Linked DNA regions of Homo sapiens: region 1 is linked to region 2. A link is a contact called in ENCODE Hi-C or POLR2A ChIA-PET data. All regions are on one chromosome and are shown on one strand. Each heading gives the region's core, a stretch centred on a gene start or an enhancer-like site at or near the end of the contact. The rest is flanking DNA. Distances are from core to core; before and after follow the strand shown.

Region 1 (5,222 bases), core at 1,654-4,153, 62 kb after region 2:
TGAGGCTGGACCCGGCTCAGGGCAGGTGGAGGAGCTGGGCCTCCCACAGGGTGCCCGGGCAGTGCCATCCTGGTGGGGGAGGGCAGCCTTCAAACGTGTGGGGTCTACAGTCCTCAGGTCTAGGCAGGGCTGCCGGTTCTCCACCTCCCCATCCGCCCCAGGCCCCCTGCCTGTGCCTGCCTTGCACCCCCTCTGCTTGGGCCACGGTGTCTCTGCATTGCCTGCCTTTTTGCCTTCACCTCTTTTCTTCCCCGCCCCCTGCACATTCGGGGTCTCAGCCCCCAGGCTGTGAGCTCCTTGGGGGCAGGCCCTCAATAAATGTGAACTGCTGCTGCCGCCTCTGCCGTCCGCCTGTGCCTCTGCCCGCCTGGCTCACCGAGAGCTCTTGCCAGCCCCTTTCAGTGAAAGCATCTGGCCAGGGGCTCCATCCAACACCTGGGCCGCCTTCCTTCCCCCCAGTCAGAGCTCAGACAGTAGGAGCTGCCACAACGAGATCTTTATTAGGCTCCTCGGGGGCGGGGCGCGGAGGGAAAGAAGGGGTGGCCAGGCCCAGGCCAGGCTGCAGGCTTTGGCGACCTCTCAGAGCTGGGAGCGGGGTCCCGAAGGCGGGTCTGAGGGCAGAGCAGAGTCAGAGGTGTCTATGGGCGTCCCCGACCTCCCAGGCTGCCCCGTGGTTTCCCGCCCTGCTTGGGGGTGAGCGGGGGTTAGTGGGCGGGTTAGTCTAGGGCCGGGGCCGCCGCACGGGGCGAGGCCCTGCTTACCAGTCCCGGTCAGGGTGGGCTGCGGGAGCCTCAGGCTGGAAGGCAGAGGACAGTGAGAGCCCGCCCCCAGGGTGGACCGGGGCAGGGGCGGGCCGTGGGGCGGCGCGGGGCACGTACCCACGGGGAAGTAGTGGGGGAGCCGGCTCCGGTAGATGTCCTCGTCCTTCTCGAGGAACACGCAGATGATCAGCCGGTCCACCTGCGCCAGGGGCTGCTCAGCCTGGGCCGAGCTGCCACGCCTGGCCCCAGGATCCTGTGACTGCCTGCCCTGGTGCAGGCTTTCACCTGCCTGGCCCTGCGCCCTTCACGGAGGCTCACGGCTGTGTGCCATCACCCCCATCTCGCCACCGCCAGGCGCCCTTGCGCAGGAGAAACAGGGAAGGAAGGGGCGGGCCTGGCCCTGCGCTCTGCACCCTGACTCCCTGGGCGATGATGGGGGCTGGTCACTCTGGCCGGGATGCGGACCCCACCCTCGCCCGGGCCCAGGACTCACCTTGTCCTTGTGCTGCTCCAGCCACTCTCGCAGCGTGGCCAGCACGATCTCGGCGGCCGCCTCACAGGGGTAGCCTGAGGCGGGTGGGGCGGGAGTGAGTCCTAGGCTCTGGCCCCGCCCACTCCCCTGTCCGCCCCGGCCCCTCCCGGCGTCTGGGTCCACCGCCCACTCCTGGTCCTTGCCTTTCTTCCAGACTCACCAAACACGCCGGTGGAGATGCAGGGGAACGCCTGGGCGGGGAGGGGTGAGAGGGGGTTGGAACATTGTCACTGCGCCCCGCCTCCCGCCCTCCCCCGCGGGCCGTCCCTCACCACCGAGCGGAGCCGGTGCTCCAGCAGCAGGTCCAGACTGCTCAGGTAGCAGCTGCGGAGCTCGGCAGCCTGACTGGCGCTGGGCTCCCCGTAGGCGATGGGCCCCACTGTGTGGATGACGTCTACGGGGGGCGACGGGGTCAGACCGGCGGGGGTCTACGCGGTCCTCAGCTCCCTCGCTTCCCCCTGCCGGCCTGGGCAGAAGGGGGCAGGAAACACCTTTCCCCCCAAGCGCTGAGCCTCCTCCGCGAAGGCCCCCACCCCTGTGGGCCCCCTCGAGCCCGAATCCGCACGCGCACAGAGCCCCGCGCCCCCTCCCCACATCTGTATGGGCCCGGCTGAGACCCGAGCGCGAGTGTGGGCGCGAAGGCGTTGCCCCCCAGCTCCATCCTCAGCCTCCACGCACGGTCTCCCCCATGTGCTTCCTGGGGTGTGCGGGGTGGGGGCCGGGTCTTGGCCCTTAAGGTTAAGAAGGGCCCCCTGAGGAGTTCCCCAGCACTCCTGTGGGGGCCGCACCCCTGATGTCCCAGTGACACACGGGCGCCCTGTCTGCGCCCCACAGCTGGGGGCGCGTCGGGGACTCACACTTGGCCGGGAGCCGATAGCCGCCGGTGATCTTGGCCTTGCCAGTCTTACAGCTCTGCAGGGTCCGGCACTCGTCGGTAAGCAGGGGGCCGGCGGCCCGATGAATGCAGCCGTCCACTGCGGGAAGGGCGGGCGCGACTGAGCTGGCCTGGCAAGGCTGCGGCCCCGGGGTGAGCACCCTCAGTCCCGAGAAGCCCCTCGGCGATGCGAGGACCCATGCGGAGCCGCGCCCCAACCCCGTGGCCTCCGGCCGCGGCCGCTGCCCCCACCCCCGCCCGGAATGTTTCACATCTGGGGAAACCGAGGCGCAGAGCGGGACGGCCCTGGGCCTGGCGGGAAGTCGCGCAAGGAGGCCGGCAGGGGGCGCACCCGGCCCACCCTGTCCCTTCCAGGCCGCGCCGCCAGGGCCCAGGCAGGGCGGCTCCGGGAGGCGGGGGCCGCCGGGACAGGAACCGCCGCCCGAGCCGGGGTGACGGGGAAGCTTCCTCCCCGACGCCCCTCCCTAGCCCTGTCCCGGGCGCGCTGCAGGGCCCGCGACCAGTCGCTGCCTCCGCCCGGGCCTCAGCGTCGGTGCGATCCCAAGGCCCACCTCCCCAGGCGGCGCCCCATCACGGGGCGGCGGCAAACCCTAGGACCCATTTTGCGGATGAGGAAACCGAGGCCACCTTGTTACAGGGTGATCAGATCTGTAGCTGGAGTCTGGGTCTTCCAGCCGCGCGGGGAGGTGAGCCCGACGCCCGGGCCCGAGTCTCCTGGCGCGCAAACCCCAGCTGGTTAATGAACCGCCTCGTTAGCGCATCCAGCTTAATTACGGCCCCGCATGGGCTTGTTTATCCGAGGGCGGCTGCAGGGCCTCGCGAGCGACCCTGGGGACCCGGGCGCAGATAAACAACCGGGGCGCAGCGGGAGGCATGGAGGAAACGCTCCAGCAGCCCAACCTCGCCAGGGCACCGCGCAGGAGAGGCGCGGCCTCAGGCAGGCCTGGGTCCAGCCCGGGCTCACCCCTCATCGGCTGTGAGATCCTGCCCCTTCCCCTCTCTGGCGTCCACCCTCTTATCTGGAATACCGGGACAGCGACCCTCCCACAGAGGAAAACGCCGCGTGCTGGCCGGGAGGACAGGGCCCATCTTTGGCAGCTCTGATCGCCCACGCCAGGAGCTCCTCAGGCACCAGCTGCCTGGTGCTCACAGGCGGGCATCAAGAGAGGACCATCATTCCCCATTTTACAGATGGACAAACCAAGGCCACCTTCTCCTTCATCACCTCAGTCTCGGCACAGTTCCAGGGATGCCAGGTAGCTCACACCCCTTTCTTTTGCTGTTTGATCTCGTGCCCTGGGGGCACAATTAAACCTCATTCTGCAACTTTACTCAGAGCTGGCACCAGGCAATTTCCCAGAGCGTCCCAGGGATGGGTGGGCAGAGAGGTTAGGGGAACGCTGAGAACGGCTCAGGCCTGGATCCCTTCCACCTGCTCCTCTCCTCTGCAGGGAGAAAGGCAGCTGTAGCCCAGGGCGAGGCTGAGATGGAGCAAGAAGGCAGGGCCCAGAGCGGGCGTCCAGGCTGGAGCTCCCAGTGCTGGGAAGTGAGTGTTCCGAATGGGGTGCCGTGGCTGGGCTGTGGAGCTGGGCAACGTGAGTTCACATCCTGGCTCTGCCAGCCACAGATGTGTGACCCCTCACATATCATTTAACCTCTCTGGGTCTCAGTTGCTCCATCTGGAAAATGGGATAATAGCACCCACCTCAGAGCTCATTGGGCTGTTGGAAGGATTGAGTTAAACTAACTTTGTAATGTGCTTAAGGCAGTGCTTGGCAAGAATGGAGGTCATGAGTGTATCCTGTTATTAACAACAGTGTGACAGTGTGGGCATGTTCGGGTATGTGTACATCAGTGTGATGGGAGGTGGGTGCACACAGGGTGTTCACAGTGTGTGGGGGTGAGCCCAGGGATCTGTCTGAGCTGGCTCTCCTAGGAGCCTCCCGGGTCGAGCACCTGGCACCGGCTGCTCGAAGTCTCTGGGGGCTCACCGCCCTGCAGGCGACCTCGGCCAGCTGTGGGGGCCCGTGCGGGGAAGTGGAGCTCAGTGTTTCAGGAATTTAATGTTTCCTGCGGAAGTGGACTGGCCTGCAGCCAGGCCTTTGGGGCTGACCTGGGGGCGCAAGGGAGGTGGAGGGAGCTGGAATCAATGCTGGCAGAGGGCTCAGGCCAGATGCCCCCTCCTCACCCCCAGCAGTTCCAGAACAGGGCCTGGGCCAGGTGATGGCTCTGCAGGGGCCCCAGGGAGGGGCTCCCCTAAAGCAGAGATGAGGGACAGGTCACTGTCAGCCCACTGCTACCCCAACAAGCTAGAGTGCAGCCTGGCCCCTCTTGCCTGCGTGTCCCTCCCTGTCCACACACCAGCCTTCTCGCTCTCTCCCCTGAGAGTGCAGAGGGGAACCCCCCCACCCTGCTCTCCTTAGCCATAGGCCCAAAGGACCCCTCCCACACACACTCCCAGAGTCCCCTTAGCTCTGCCCTCCAGGCCCTGTCCTGGCTCTTACCTGGGGCTAAGCTAGGTCCTAGAGACTCAAGCTTCCTGGGGTCCCATTCAGGGGAGATGCCCTTCCTTCCCTCTTCCCTCTTCCCACCCCACCCCAAGGCAGCTGGAAAAGACCAGCAGCCCTGATCCCTGGGGCTACCTGGTGGAGGTGGGGTATTCCCAGTTCACAGGAGCTGACCAACCCTTAGTCTCCTCTCCAGGGCCCTCAGCCACCAAAACAAACCTCCAGGCTCCAGCTCAACCCTCACCCCAAGTCAGCAGAAAACCTGGGGTCTTTCCTGGGGAGGCAGAGCCCACTTGGGTGGCGGGACCCCCCTGAGATGTTTCTCCATCAGGTCAAAGATGAAGCCTTCCTCCACCTGTGGCCAGAAGATGGCCCCTAAGGCCCCTCTGCCTCCTCCCTGCAGCCCCTTCTTCCCTCCACCCTCCTCTACCGTTAAACTCCCCCTGATATGGCTCCTTCATATCAGCCCTCTGTCTCACTATATCATCCAGGCTGGAGTGCAGTGGTGCAATCTTGGCTCACTGCAA
Region 2 (5,565 bases), core at 2,514-5,013:
TGTCTGCCTCAGCCTCCCTAAGTGTTGGGATTACAGGCGTGAGCCACCATGCCCGGCCAGTCTCACAGCTTTAAATATTATCTATTCACCGACTGTGCTGAAATTGTTATCTCCAGCGTGGACCCCTCTCCTGAGTTCAACTCTGACTACCCCACGTCTCCACCAGAACGTCTAAAAAGCACTCAGACCTGATGTGGCCAAAACAGAATCCTGATCTTCCCTATACTCAAGCCAGCTCCTTTCAAAGTCATCCACATCTCAATTGAAGCCACTCCATTTTTCTAGCAGCTCAGGCTAAGTAGCTTGGCTCTGATCCTTCCCTCACACCCCACACCAAATCTGCAAGTCCTGTAGGCTCTACCTTCAATGCCCTTCTCCCACCTCTGCCGCTGCTCAACCGTGGAGGCTTCATCTGTTGCCTTGATTATAGCAGTGGCCTCTGGACACTGTCCTTCTTTTTTTTTTTTTTTTTTTTTTTGAGACAGAGTCTTGCTCTGTCGCCCAGACTGGAGTGCAGTGGCCTGATCTCGGCTCACTGCAAACTTCGCCTCCCATGTTCAAGCAATTCTCCTGCCTCAGCCTCTCGAGTAGCTGGGATTATAGGCACCTGCCATCACGCCTGGCTAGTTTTTGTATTTTTAGTGGAGATGGGGTTTCACTATGTTGGCCAGGCTGGTCTCAAACTCCTGACCTCAAGTGATCTGCCTGTCTCAGCCTCCCAAAGTGCAGGGATTACAGGCATGAGCCACCACCTTGCCCAGCCTGGACTGTCCTTCCTTTGACCTTGTCCCTACATTCTCATCTCAACCCAGAAGCCAGGGTGGTTCTAGGACCTCCTCTGCCTGCAATGCCCTTTCCCCAGACGTCCTCATTACTTGCTCCCTCACCTTCAGATCTTGACTCAAGTATCACCTCATGTTTGCCTTTCCTGAGCATCCTAGTTAAAACTATAAATCTCTCTCTTTTTTTTTTTTTTGAGATGGAGTTTCATTCTTGTTGCCCAGGCTGGAGTACGACGGTACAATCTTGGCTCACTGCAACCTTTGACTCCCCACTTCAAGTGATTCTCCTGCTTCAGCCTCCCGAGTAGCTGGGATTACAGGCATGTGCCACCACACCCAGCTAATTTTGTATTTTTAGTAGAGACAGGGTTTCTCCATGTTGGTCAGGCTAGTCTTGAACTCCTGACCTCAGGTAATCCTCCCGCCTTGGCCTCCCAAAGTGCTGGGATTACAGTCGTGAGCCACCGTGCCCGGCCTTTTTTATTTATTTTATTTTATTTTATTTTATTTTATTTTATTTTATTTTTCGAGACAGAGTCTCGCTCTGTTGCCCAGGCTGGAGTGCAGTGGCACGATCCTGGCTCACTGCAAGCTCCGCCTTCCGGTTCATGCCATTCTCCTGCCTCAGTCTCCCGAGTAGCTGGGACTACAGGCGCCTGCCACCATGCCCGGCTAATTTTTTTGTATTTTTAGTAGAGATGGGGTTTCATGGTGTTAGCCAGGATGGTCTCGATCTCCTGACCTCGTGATCTGCCTGCCTCGGCCTCCCAAAGTGCTGGGATTACAGGTGTGAGCCACTGCGCCAAGCTTTTATTTATTTTATTTTTTTTTGAGACCGAGTCTGGCTCTGTTACCCAGGCTGGAGTTCAGTGGCGCTATCGGCTCACTGCAACCTTCACCTCCCGGGCTCAAGCAATCCTCTAACCTCAGCCTCCAGAGTAGCTGGGACCACAAGTACACGCCACCACGCCTGGCTAATTTTTTTTTATTTTTAAATTTTTTTGCAGAGACAGGATCTTACTCTGTTGCCCAGGCTGGTCTCAAAGTCGTGAGCTCAAGCAGTCCGCCCATCTCAGCCTCCTAAAGTGTTGGGATTACAGGTGTGAGGCACTGCGCCAGGCCACAACTATAAATCTTGACCTTCCCTGTGCTCTCTCCCTGCTTTTTCTTCCTTCTAGAGCCTGTATCATTTTTTTTTTTTTTTGAGACTCTCTCTGTCGCCCAGGCTGGAGTGCAGTGGCACAATCTCGGCTCACTGCAAGCTCCGCCTCCCGGGTTCACGCCATTCTCCTGCCTCAGCCTCCCGAGTAGCTGGGACTACAGGTGCCCGCCACCCTGCCCGGCTAATTTTTTGTATTTTTTTAGTAGAGACGGGGTTTCGCTGTGTTAGCCAGGATGGTCTCGATCTCCTGACCTCGTGATCCGCCCGCCTCTACCTCCCAAAGTGCTGGGATTACAGGCGTGAGCCACCGCGCCCGGCCGAGCCTGTATCATTTAACTAACTATGTATATTACCTATTTATTTCATCTATTATCGGTCTCCTCCTTCTAGGATACAAGGGTGGTGCCTATTCTGTTTCTTATTGTTGTTTTCCTTGCTGCTTGGAACAGTGCCTAGCATACAGTAGGCACTGGATAAATGTTGTTGAGGCCACCACTGTACTGAGCACTAAAGTTGGAATAATGAGGCTAAGCACAGTGGCTGACGCCTGTAATCCTAGCACTTTGGGAGGCCAAAGTGGGAGGATCGCTTGGGCCCAGGAGTTTGGGACCAGTCTGTGTAACACAGTGAGACCCCATCTCAACAAAAAATAAATAAAAATTGAGCTGCGTATGGTAGTGCACACCTGTAGTCCCAGCTACTCAGGAGGCTGAGGCGGGAGGATCGCTTGAGCCCAGGAGGTCGAGGCTGCAGTGAGCTGTGATTGCACCACTGCACTCCAGCCTGGGCGACCGCGAGACCCTGTCTCTTAAAAAAACAAAAAGATGGAATAATGAGCAAAACCTGAAAAAGTCCATGAAGCTTAAGTGTTGGGCAGCATTTCACTAATTTTCGTCTTGAAGCATTTCACTAATTTTCGCTCCCTACCTGGGGAGCACTAGGAAGTGAAGACTCTGGCTCCACCCCTGGAGATTCTGGGGGAGGTTGGCAGAGGTGTGCACACTGCGGAAGCGCCCCCGGCGGTTTGGATTCGGGTCACGTGCGGGTCACTCCGGTGTGCTGGGGATGGGTTGAAATTAAAACTTTCCGGGATGCCTGGTGTTCACGCTAACAGCACTGTCCACTCTCTCCTAAACAGTGCTTACGTGCCCGTCTCCCCTCTAAACCCTGAGGTGTGGCGCTGAGATGGCACCTCGCTCCTCTCTGTGCCCCCTGGGCTCAGCACCGCGTAGATGCGAGTTAATTTTTATTGAGAACGTGAATGAATGAGGGGGAATGAATGGTTAGAAGACGAATGAATGAGTAACAGGACTCTGGTTAGAAAAGGAATTTCAAGAGTCAAGATCTGGAAGGTGGGAAAGTTTCCAAAGACTTCCGCTACGCGCGCTAGGGCTCTGGAGGGGCAGGTACTTTAGAGGTCGAGACGCGATTGGCCGCCTGGGAAGGTGGCTGTGCCGCCGGCTGCTACGCGCGGGGCCAAGGAGTCGCTGGCCGCAGGGGAGGTGCTGCCAACCACCCGGCCCCCAGCGGCGCGCGACTCACGGCCTGGGTGAGCAGCCAGGCCTGGCGCCGCCGTTGCCATAGTTACAGACGCAGCCCTGCGAGGGGGCGGGCTCTGGCCGCACGTCATTCCCGGCGCGACGCTCCTCCGCGCTCCCGCCTCCTCCTGGTCGGAGACCCTCGGCCAGCCTAGCGGGCGCTCCACCTGCGCGCCGGCTCACCGCTGCCCTGCGCCGGTTCTGCGCCGGCGCGGTACGAGGGCGCGCGGTTGGGCGGGGGGGGGGGGGGAAGCTGCGAGGCGCATGCGCGTTGCAGGGCCGTCCGCTCTGCTGCCGCCGCTGTTGCAGCCACCGCCGTTGCCGCCTCCCTGCCGGCAAGTGTGTGAAGAAGAAGCTGAGCGTTGTCGCCGCCGCTATGGGGGTGAGTGAGGCAGAGAGAGGAGATGGGAGGTCCAGGGGCGCTCCTCGCTACCCTCGCCCCCTTTGTTCTTAAACCCCCCTCTCACGTGACCCCGACCCCCTCCAGCCTCACGTGACCCCTGACCCCCACATGACCCGACTCCCCCATTCTAAGGGTCCCTACGCTAGGCCTAGCCCGGGAATCCTCTGGAGAGCCCCTGGTCCGGGGCCCCACCCCCTCGGCGCCCCCAGCGTCACGCCCGCCCCTTCCTGCTTCGCGGACCCGTTACTGGCCTCCCCACCACCGTCCCCCGCGGGGACCCTGGGGTTAGCTTCCCGCTCCCCCAGGGTCACTCATCACCTGGCTGTCACCAGCTTCGTCGCTTTTCACATCCGAGGTCAACCCTGGCTTGGAGGGAATTGAGGCCCAGAGGAAAGAAGGCGCCTAGCCAAGGTCATATTGTCGGGGGCGTCAGACCCCACCTTGGGCCTCCCGAATCCCAGTCCACTGCCCTTCCCGTTACTCGAGTCTCAGCGAAGCCGGTTCCCCTACACTCTTTCGAAACCTCTCCACCAGGTTCCTGCTGCTCCTGATAAACACAGCCTTCCTTTCCCATAGACTCCTGCCTTCGACGCCTCCTGGTTGCAATGAAATGGTTCTTACGACCGCTTGGGTTGTTAGGGGTTTTGGTAGTGCAGGTGTTTTTTGCAAGGGGAGGGCTGTGCAGGTGTGCGGGGAAGATGCGGGGAGGCGGGGGCGGCGGCCCAGCCGCGGATGGATATTGACCACTTGTTCCGTGCCGGCAGCCTGGAGGTGCATTTTAGTTTACTTTCCCGGGATATAGGGTAGGGCAGAAGTTATTTGCAAGTTTCTGTGCGTTCACCTTACTAAGTCTCAATTACAGCAGTATCAGTCACCCTCCTAAAAAGATAACGCTTTTCCTAGTATTGGCTGTATTCTTTTTTTTTTTTTTTTTTTTTTTTTTTGATATGGAGTTTTGCTCTTGTCGCCGAAGCTGGAGTGCAATGGCGCGATCTCGGCTCACTGCATCCTCCTTCTTCTGGGTTCAAGCGGTTCTCCTGCCTCAGCCTCCCCAGCAGCTGGGATTACAGGCGCCCGCTACTATGCCCGGCTCATTTTTGTATTTTTAGTAGAGACAGGGTTTCACCACGTTGGCCAGGCTGGTCTCGAACTCCTGACCTCGTGATTCACCCGCCTAGGCCTCCCAAAGTGCTGGGATTACAGGCGTGAGCCACCACACAGGCCTATATTAGTATTTACATGGAATTTCCATCACCTTAAGGGAACCCTGACTTTGGAGCCCGAGGTACCTCACTTCCAGCCCCGTCTTCGCTGCTGGTGGTATAATAGTGTGCCAGTGAGTTGGCCTTTATGTGTTTGAATTTCCTCACCTCTGTAATTGGGATGCTAATACCTCCCCCTTAGGGTAGTAGTGAAGATTAAGTGAGATAATGGATGTAGATTGCTAAGGAGGTGTCTCCTAAGTAGTGGCTGTTATTTTTGTCTGTATCCTCAGCCTTAACTTTACTGATCTAAAATGGATTTGTGCTATTTTTAACCCATTGGGTTTGTCCCTACTGTTGTTAACCTAGTTTTTTTTTTTCCCGTCACTCCACTATTTATCGACTGAACAAATCAACTTATTAGACAAAAATAGTTGTCTAATCCGTGTCAAAACAGTCATCGTGTTTTAACAAATAG

What was found. Hi-C counts contacts between places; a loop is a spot of excess contacts on that map. ChIA-PET counts read pairs that join two places held with the same protein, here RNA polymerase II (POLR2A). Pooled maps may share reads with other maps.
Region 1: a loop to region 2 is called in a pooled map, with 2.9 times the contacts of the local background. The contact joins the enhancer-like site here to the promoter of NAA40 in region 2. A Hi-C loop is called at or near these places in 4 of 50 pooled maps. POLR2A ChIA-PET finds 5 or more read pairs at or near these places in 8 of 52 experiments (A673, Caco-2, GM12878 and 5 more).

Annotation. Positions count from the first base shown.
Region 1 is chr11:63,998,077-64,003,298 of GRCh38, forward strand. MACROD1 (mono-ADP ribosylhydrolase 1) reads right to left here. Exons shown (of 11, transcript NM_014067.4): 5 at 2,151-2,267; 6 at 1,566-1,687; 7 at 1,454-1,484; 8 at 1,255-1,328; 9 at 879-960; 10 at 762-796; 11 at 482-611. The coding sequence ends at 792. OTUB1 (OTU deubiquitinase, ubiquitin aldehyde binding 1) reads left to right here. Exons shown (of 7, transcript NM_017670.3): 7 at 1-336. Among named protein-coding and RNA genes, the nearest start is that of OTUB1, 14 kb to the left of the region's middle. RefSeq lists enhancers at 601-1,538, 1,112-1,201, 1,539-2,474, 2,487-2,994 and silencers at 1,332-1,571, 2,222-2,801. Within about 2 kb of position 2,904, at least 5 of the 41 ENCODE cell types and tissues checked have a DNase peak (open chromatin) inside an H3K27ac peak, as active enhancers do.
Region 2 is chr11:63,935,239-63,940,803 of GRCh38, forward strand. It overlaps NAA40 (N-alpha-acetyltransferase 40, NatD catalytic subunit), which reads left to right and starts at 3,764. Exons shown (of 8, transcript NM_024771.4): 1 at 3,764-3,864. The coding sequence starts at 3,859. RefSeq lists enhancers at 2,767-3,267, 3,506-3,645 and silencers at 3,366-3,415, 3,676-3,755, 3,685-3,870.